2 separate regions of the Homo sapiens genome follow, and region 2 is linked to region 1. Evidence: read pairs that join two places in POLR2A ChIA-PET (ENCODE). Cell type or tissue: Caco-2. All regions are shown on one strand. Links, peaks and the distances in the headings refer to the core of each region. The heading gives the core; the rest is flanking DNA.

Region 1 (4,380 bases), core at 175-4,174:
CAGCACTGCTGTGAGTTAGTCTATATAGCAGGGTTTCTCAACCTTGGTGCTGCTGACATTTTGGGCTGCATAGTTTTTGTTGTGTGAGGGGTGTCCTGCATGTTGTAGAATGTTTAGCAACATCTCTGGCCCACTAGATGCCAGCCACGCTTGCCCCTCTTCCCCAGATGTGACAACCAAAAATGTCTCCATGTTGCCAAATGTTCCCTAGGTGACAAGACCACCCCGAGTAGGAACCAGTGATCTATAGTCATATCTGTGGCCGGGCGCGGTGGCTCTTGCCTGTAATCCCAGCACTTTGGGAGGCGGAGGTGGGTGGATCACTTGAGGTCAGGAGTTCGAGACCAGCCTGGCCAACATGGTGAAACCCTGTCTCTACTACAAAATAACAAAAATTAGCCGGGCGTGGTGATGCGTGCTTGTAATCCCAGCTACTTGGGAGGCTGAGGCAGGAGAATTGCTTGAACTCGGGAGGCAGAGGTTGCAGTGAGCCCAGATCATACCACTGCACTCCAGCCTGGGCAACAGAGTAAGACTCTGTCTCCAAAAAAAAAAAAAAAAAAAAAAAAGTAATATCTGCTGGCTGTGTTCTTTCCTCAAGTTCATACTTTTCACTCATAAGTATTAGCTATACCAGGGTCAAGCTTGGCAGCTGTGCAGACAATCAGTTTTTGGTATTTGCCCATTTAAAATACAAGGTTTTCGAGGGCAGTTCTGTGACCCTTTCACAGTTTATATTTATTTTTCCTCTCTGGGCATCAGTTTCCTCCGCTGTAAAAAGAGGCCTGAGGAGTAGGATTTAATGAGCTTCTAAGTACTGTGTGCAAGTCTAAAGCGCGAGGATTCGACGTGGATGTAGACCAACTGATATTCTGAGCCAAGGAGTGGGGGCAATGTCTATTCCTGTTACACTGGGGGTCTGTCCAAGAGCTACTCCCCAATCACACCCGCCCCTAAAACTGTTTCTAACTGCTGAACACTGCCTCCTTGTCTTTACCACATCCAGCCTGCTTACTTCTTCCCGTGTCTCCCCCCACACAACTCACGCACCCACTCACCCTGGGACCATTTGAAACAGCAGCTCTGTCCTGGGATGACACACCACCCCATGGCCATGTGGAGTCTTACTGTGTTGCTGAGGCTGGTCTCAGGCTGGTCTCAAAGTTCTGGGATCAAGTGATCTCCTGCTTCAACCTTCCCAGTGGCTGCGATTATAGGCGTGAGCCGCTGCGCCCAGCTGGGAGGACTCTTTAAACTAGCTCTGTCCAGTAGAAATATGACCTGCAGGCCAGGCGCGGTGGCTCACGCCTGTAATGCCAGCACTTTGGGAGGCCGAGGCGGGCGAATCACGAGGTCAAGAGATCGAGACCATCCTGGCCAACATGGTGAAACCCCGTCTCTACTAAAAATACAAAAATTAGCCGGGTGTGGTGGCGCGCACCTATAGTCCCAGGTACTTGGGAGGCTGAGGCAGGAGACTCGCATGAACCTGGGAGGCAGACGATGCAGTGAGCTGAGATCACACCACTGCACTCCAACCTGGTGACAGTGAGATTCCGTCTCAAAAAAAAAGAAATGTAACCTACAAATGGAGCCAGGCGTGGCCTTTTCAATTTTCTAGCAGCCCTATTAAAATAAACAAGTGAAATTAATTTTAATTGCATATTTTATTTAACCCAGTGTATCCAGCACATTATCAGTTTGATGTGTGATAATCAAGGCTGGGTGCGGTGGCTCACACCTGTAATCCCAGCACTTTGGGAGGCCGAGGTGGGTGAATCCCTGAGGCCAGGAGTTTGAGACCAGCCTGGCCAACGTGGCGAAACCCCGTCTCTACTAAAAATACAAAAATTAGCCCGGCGTGGTGGTGTGAGCCTGTAATCCCAGCTACTCCGGAGGCTAAGGCAGGAGAATCACTTGAACCTGGGAGGCAGAGGTTGCAGTGAGCCAAGATTATGCCACTGCACTCTAGCCTGAGCAATAGAGAGAGACTCTATCGCTAAAAAAAAAAAAAAAAAAAAAAAAAAAGCATTAAATTAGATAGTGTATATTTTTTGTCATACTAAATTGTAGTCCGGTGCATGTTTTACATTTACATGTCAATTCAGACTAGCCACAAGTGGCTAACGATTTCAGTATTGGACAGTGAGGGTCTAAACAAATGTCTATTCCCAGAACCCTTCTTCCTGCCCCCCACCCCCATGTCCCCACCCTGCTCTTCTTTCCTCCCTCTGGTGATCCTGCATAGCCACCTGGCTCCTCTGTGCCTCTTGTCTTCCACTTCCTCTTGGCTGTGGCCTCTCTTGCATGTAGAATCCTTGTTGAGCTCTGGGGCTGCTTCCTAGGAAAAGGCTGTGCTTCCCCTGTACTCCCTGCCCCATCCTACCCCTCCTCTCCTCCCTTCTTTCTCTTCTTTGTTCCTGCTTGTTAGGAGCCAAGAGCTGCCCCTGACCAAGGCCGCAGGCTGACAGGGGCAAGCGAGAGGTTTTCCGAGGAGGGGAAGACAGCACTCCCGGGAGGGAAGCAAGACGTCTGAGAACTCAGCCTTCAGATGCCTTTCTAAGACCTTAGCTTTGCTAGTTCCTCAAAGAGCTGACATTTATTGAGAGCTGAGCCACAATTCTCTTCCCCTTCTTCTCTTCTGAACTTTCTGTGGATTCCTCTAGTTGGTTTTTTTGAGATGGAGTCTCACTTTGTCACCCAGGCTGGAGTGCCGTGGCGTGATCTCGGCTCACCGCAACCTCCGCCTCCCAGATTCAACCGATTCTCCTGCCTCAGCCTCCTGAGTAGCTGGGATTACAGGTGCATGCCACCATACCCGGCTAATTTTTTGTATTTTTAGTAGAGACGGGGTTTCATCATGTTGTTTGGCTAGGCTGGTCTCGAACTCCTGACCTCAGGTGATCCACCCACCTTGGCCTCCCAAAGTGCTGGGATTATAGGCTTGAGCCACCAGTGCCTGGCCTTATTTCTTCTATTTATAGCACAGAGAATGCTGTTCTCAGCTGAGTCTGACCCCAGTGGAGGGCAGGCCCAGGCAGTTTGCTGCAACTCACCTGCAGCAGTGCCTCAACTGTGAAGTTAGGGAGTGGATGCTGCCCACTGCATTCCTCCTCCAGGACATCCCGGGAGGCCTGCGCCCCTCCCCCTGCCTGTGTGTCTGCCCCTGCCCATGTGTTCTCTTTTGCTTCCAGGGGCGGGAGCAGGATGTGAGTAGAATCCTCCAAGCCCTACACGAGTGCCTTGCTGCCCTTCCCCGACCCCAGCTCCGGAGCGTCGTGGGCATCGGGGTGTCGGGCCAGATGCATGGAGTCGTGTTTTGGAAAACAGGCCAAGGTATGCTGGGCTCGGGGATGCTCTCAGGCTGGTAGCAGTCACTTCCAGAACTAGAGCAGTGCTGTGCGGGGCTTTCTGTGAAGGGTCGGGTTATCCTGCAGTGGGAATAGGGTCTTGTTTCTTGGAGTGGACGAATACGTGCTGCCTCCTGCGTGGGTGAGCATTCTGTACCAATGTTAGGTGAACAAAGGAACTGCCCACTCCCACATCATCAGCACGTTATCCACGAACAGGCAGAGGGAAGAGAGTGTTTTCTCGGATTCTCCTGAAGGATTCAGCAGAGTGCATTTTCCATAGCTTTCTCTTTACCATGTCAGTATCTCAGAACATTAGTGCAGACAACCGAGAGACTGGCTATAGCTGCAGGAGATGCCAGGACATGGAGGGCATGCTTTTGAATTGGGGCACATTTGTCGTTGTTTACATATTTGTGATTTTGAAAATTCCAGGGCATATCTTTTTTTTTTTTTTTTTTTAAGGTGGAGTTTCACTCTTGTTACCCAGGCTGGAGTGCAGTGGCGCAAACTCAGCTCACTGCAACCTCTGCCTCCCGAGTTCAAGTGGTCTTCCTGCCTCAGCCTCCAGAGTAGCTGGGACTACAGGTGCCTGCCACCACGCCCAGCTAATTTTTGTATTTTTAGTAGAGACGGGGTTTCACCATGTTGGCCAGGCTGGTCTCGAACTCCTGACCTCAAATGATCCACCGGCAGCCTCCCAAAGTGCTGGGATTACAGGTGTGAGCCACCATGCCCGGCCGGCATATCCTTTTTATGGGTTCAGTTGCTAAGCATTTCTAGTTGGTTGTCTTATGAAGATCTGCCACAGTGCGGAGGTGGGTAACCTGTTCTATTTGGCCTTGAGGAGGAGAACCTAAGACAGTAAAACCACAATGAGCACTTCACATGCCTGGTGCCTGGCTGAGGACATCAGTTGCATGATCTCGTCGGATATTCCCAACAACCTGGTGACATAGATTACACTGTTGTCCCCATTGTGTGGATGAGAGGTTGAGGTTCAGAGAGGTTAGAATAATATGCTCAGGGT
Region 2 (4,380 bases), core at 128-4,127, 120 kb before region 1:
GGCCAGGAGTTTGAGACCCGCCTGGGCAACATGGCAAAACCCCATCTCTACTAAAACAAAAAGTAGCTGGGGCCAGGTGTGGTGGCTCACGCCCATAATCCCAACACTCTGGGAGGCCAAGGCCGGTGGATCACCTGAGGTCTGGAGTTCAAGACCAGCCTGGCCAACATGGTGAAATCCTGTTTCTACTAAAAATACAAAAAAATGTAGCCAGGCGTGGTGGTGCATGCCTGTGATCCCAGCTACTCAGGAGCCCGAGACAGAAGAATCACTCGAACCCAGGAGGCAGAGGTTGCAGTGAGCCAAGATCGCGCCACTGCACTCCAGGATGGGTGACAGAGCGAGGCTCCATCTCAAAAAAAAAAAAAAAAAAATTAGCCAGGCGTGGTGGCGCATGACCTCTATTCCCAGCTACTTGGGAAGCTAAGGCACCAGGTCACTTGACCTTGGGAGGCACAAGTTGCAGTGAGCTGATATTGAGCCATGGCACTCCAGCCTGAGCAACAGAGTGAGACACTGTCTCAAAAAAAAAAAAAAAAAAAAAAAAAAAGGCCAACAATATCCCCAGGCCTCCTTGCGTCCCAGAATCTCCATGAAGCTCTGATGAACTGAGCTGGTGCTGGAGAAACAAGGATGGCTGGGGCATAGTCCCTTCTCCCAGGAGCTCACAGACGAGGAAACTGAGGCCTAGAAAGAGTGAACTGCCCAGATAGTAGTTGCTCAAGGAGAACCTGGGTCTCTACCCTCAGCCGGGTTCTCTTCCTGTTACACCAAGCATGGTTCCTTCTGGGAGTGAGGCCAAGCTGGACTGTCCCCTGACTCAGTTTCTCCCTTCACCTCGGCCCACAGCAGTCTCACTGGGCTTCTTGGCTTGCAGGCACGGTTGGAGACGCCCTTCACTACCAGCTGGCACAGATTGGCTTCAGTGCTCAGATCCTGGATGAGGTACGTGGCTGACTCAGCACCAGGCAGGCTTGCCCATTGGTGAGGGGCCCAGGACACCTAGGATTCAGGGACTCCTGCCTCCCATCCAGGGCTCTGCCCTACCTGTGGTGATTCCTGTAAAAGAGCGATTTTATTTTAATTAATTAATTTATTTATTTATTTTGAGACGGAGTCTTGCTCTGTCGCCCAGTCTGGAGTGCAGCGGTGCAGTCTCGGCTCACTGCAACAAAAGGGTGGCCATATTGATGACAGGAGGTCGCTTTTTTCTGTGTGCTCAAACATCCAGTTGTTCCCCTGAATACAGACCAGGCAACAGGACTCGGCCTGGGTCAGCTTATCAACCAAGCTGCTTGCTTCTCCCGGAGGAGGGAGTGCAAGGGCACGAGGCAGGAGCCCAGTGTTGGCCATCTCACCTTCCCGCCTGCATCTCTGGCCAGGCGGGCACTAGACCACCGAACGCCCCCCTGCTCCCAGCCAGGTTAGCCGCGCTGGCCCGGAGACCCGCGGCCACCGTGGCCCGGCCTTGGGTCCCTCCCACTCATCTGGGCCCCATCCCCGTCCCCTTCAGCGGCAGGTGCTGCTCGGCGCCGTCGGGGCCTTTGACTGGTCCGGAGGGGCGTTGCTCTACGACACACGCAGCCGCCGGGGCCGCTTCCTGAACCAGACAGCGGCGGCGGCGGCAGACGCGGAGGCTGCGCAGTACAGCTACCTGGGTGAGGGCGGGGCCACCTGATGAGGGCGGGGCCACCTGATGAGGGCGGGGCCTGGAGGCTCCCTGGGCGAGGGTGGGGCCTGAGGGCTACGTGGGCGAGGGCGGGGCCTACCTGGGCGAGGGTGGGGCCTGGGGGCTACCTGGGTGAGGGCGGGGCCTGGAGGCTACCTGGGCGAGGGTGGGGCCTGGGGGCTACCTGGGTGAGGGCGGGGCATGGAGGCCACGTGGGCGAGGGTGGGGCCTGGGGGCTACCTGGGAGAGGGCGGGGCCTGGAAGTTACGTGAGGAGGGTGGGGCCTGGAGACCACCTGGGTGAGGGCGGGGCCTAGAGGCCACCTGGGCGAGGGCGGGGCCGAGATGGGGACACCGAGGCTGCGCATTAGGCTGCACTTGAGGTTTCCGGATGGGGGCGGGACCTGGTCAGTCACATGGGCCGAGGGGCGGGTCCTGGTTAGGGACCGTGAGGCTGAGTACTACAGCCTCCTGGGTAGGTACAAGGCCTGTCAGGTACACACCAGGCACAGCAGCCACCCAGGGGAGGGCGGGGCCTCTCCATTAATAATAGTGGTGCAGTAGCTCACGCCTGTAATCCCAGGAGGCCGATGCGGGCGGATCATCTGAGGTCTGGAGACCAGCCCGGCCAACATGGCAAAACCCTGTCTCTACTAAAAATACAAAAATTAGCTAGGCGTGGTGGCGGATGCCTGTAGTCCCACGTACTCGGAAGGCTGAGGCACAAGAATCGCTTGAACCCGGGAGGGGGAGGTTGCAATGAGCCAAGACTGTGCCACTGCACTCCAGCGTGGGCGACAGACTGAGACTCTGTCTCAAAAATAAATAAATAAATAAATAAAAATAATAATAGTGGTGGGCGTCCTCTCACCCCTCTTCTCCGTCCTCCTAGGGTGTGTGTGGGAGCGTGGGTAGTGAATGTGTGCGAACGAGTATTTCGAGCAAAGCTGCATACGTGACAGACAGCGTGTGCATCATATCTGTGTGATGGGGATGTGTGTGACTGGCAAAGTGAGAGTGCTCGCTGATGCCGATTTTTAACATAGTGAGAAAGACAGTCTCTCCTATTTTGCCCCCCTCCCCAGGCCACTTTGAAGGCCTGACTGGGAAGGTGCCGGGGCCAAGAGAGAGGCCAGGTGGGAGCACACGGTGTGTTCACAGCCACACCACCCTTGCCCCAGGTTACGCTGTGGCCGTGCTGCACAAGACCTGCAGCCTCTCCTACATCGCGGGGGCTCCACGGTACAAACATCATGGGGCCGTGTTTGAGCTCCAGAAGGAGGGCAGAGAGGCCAGCTTCCTGCCAGTGCTGGAGGGAGAGCAGGTACCTGCTGGGGAAAGCCTCCACCCCTTATGACCGATGGGGAATCTGGAGGCCCCCAAGGGAAAGGAGTGGGTCCCACGGTGCACAGTGGGCCAGGGCCCGGGCTGGGTGAAACTCAGGCTCCTGAGTGGAGCTCGAGGGCTCTGCTTCAGCTCTGCATGTCTGATTGCTAGGCAGTTTCCTCCGCTGTGGGGCCTGGGCTGCTCCTCCACTCTTCTGTTACTCTCAGTGAGCAAATTGATATGTAACGACCCAAATTGGGTGGTCCAGGAAGCACGCGGGCAGGGGTGTAGCCTTGCTGAGGGGTGCAGGAGCGGGGCTCCTGGTGAGCTGAGTTCCTCCCGGGCTGTAGATGGGGTCCTATTTTGGCTCTGAGCTGTGCCCTGTGGACATTGACATGGATGGAAGCACGGACTTCTTGCTGGTGGCTGCTCCATTTTACCACGTTCATGGAGAAGAAGGCAGAGTCTACGTGTACCGTCTCAGCGAGCAGGTGGGAGAGTCTCCATCTTCATGAGCTTGCTGAGGCTGTGGCACTCAGCCTGACACAGAGGTGATGGAGGCTGGGAGTGCCCTGGCCCTGCCTGGCACCAGTGGGCAGTGATGGGGAGGTGCTCAGGCTGGATGGCGGCTGGGCGGGGCAGCGGCATCGCTCTCCGCACCCACTTTCTTACCCAAGGGTGATCGTTGATGATAATATCTCTAATATCTCTTTTTTTGTGGTTGTTGTTTTTGAGATGGAGTTTTGCTCTCGTTGCCCAGGCTGCAATGCAATGGCAGGATCTTGGCTCACCGCAACCTCTGCCTCCGGGGTTCAAGCAATTCTCCTGCCTCAGCCTACCAAGTAGCTGGGATTACAGGCATGGGCCACACACCCGGCTAATTTTATATTTTTGGTAGAGACAGGGTTTCTCCATGTTGGTCAGGCTGGTCTTGAACTCCCGACCTCAGGTGATCCACCCACCTCGGCCTCCCAAAGTGTTGGGATTACAGGCGTAAGCCACCTCGCCCAGCATTTTTTTTTTTTTTTCCGAGACTGAGTCTCACTCTGTTGTCCAGGCTGGAGTGCAATGGTGCAATCTCAACTTACTGCAACCTCTACCTCCTGGGTTGATTCTCCTGCCTCAGCCTCCCAAGTAGCTGGGATTACAGGCATGTGCCACTACACCCGGCTAATTTTTGTAATTTTAGTAGAGATGGGGTTCCGCCATGTTAACCAGGCTGGTCTCGAACTCCTGACCTCAGGTGATCCACCTACCTTGGCCTCCCAAAGTGATGAGATTATGGGCGTGAGTCACCGCGCCCAGCTGATAACATCTCTTACAGCTGCATGGTTGGCAAAGCCCGTTTAGTCCAGGATCTCACTTGTTTCTCATAGTAACTATGGG

Evidence for each region. ChIA-PET counts read pairs that join two places held together with the same protein. Peaks named below come from ENCODE experiments on the same cell type or tissue, not always from the same donor. Only the 100,000 strongest peaks of a DNase experiment are listed, where the experiment ranks them.
Region 2: POLR2A ChIA-PET joins it to region 1 with 5 read pairs; 2 of 35 experiments call an interaction of 5 or more read pairs at or near these places.

What each region holds. Positions count from the first base shown.
Region 1 is chr17:3,629,161-3,633,540 of GRCh38, reverse strand. SHPK (sedoheptulokinase) reads left to right here. Exons shown (of 7, transcript NM_013276.4): 2 at 3,195-3,336. Among named protein-coding and RNA genes, the nearest start is that of SHPK, 4.9 kb to the left of the region's middle. In Caco-2, for the core only: no CTCF peak of the experiment used is centred there; no DNase peak of the experiment used is centred there.
Region 2 is chr17:3,752,395-3,756,774 of GRCh38, reverse strand. It overlaps ITGAE (integrin subunit alpha E), which reads left to right. Exons shown (of 31, transcript NM_002208.5): 11 at 878-945; 12 at 1,514-1,658; 13 at 2,850-2,992; 14 at 3,345-3,485. Among named protein-coding and RNA genes, the nearest start is that of HASPIN, 31 kb to the right of the region's middle. RefSeq lists an enhancer at 931-1,634. In Caco-2, for the core only: no CTCF peak of the experiment used is centred there; a DNase peak (open chromatin) is centred at 1,994; H3K4me3 peaks cover 875 bases.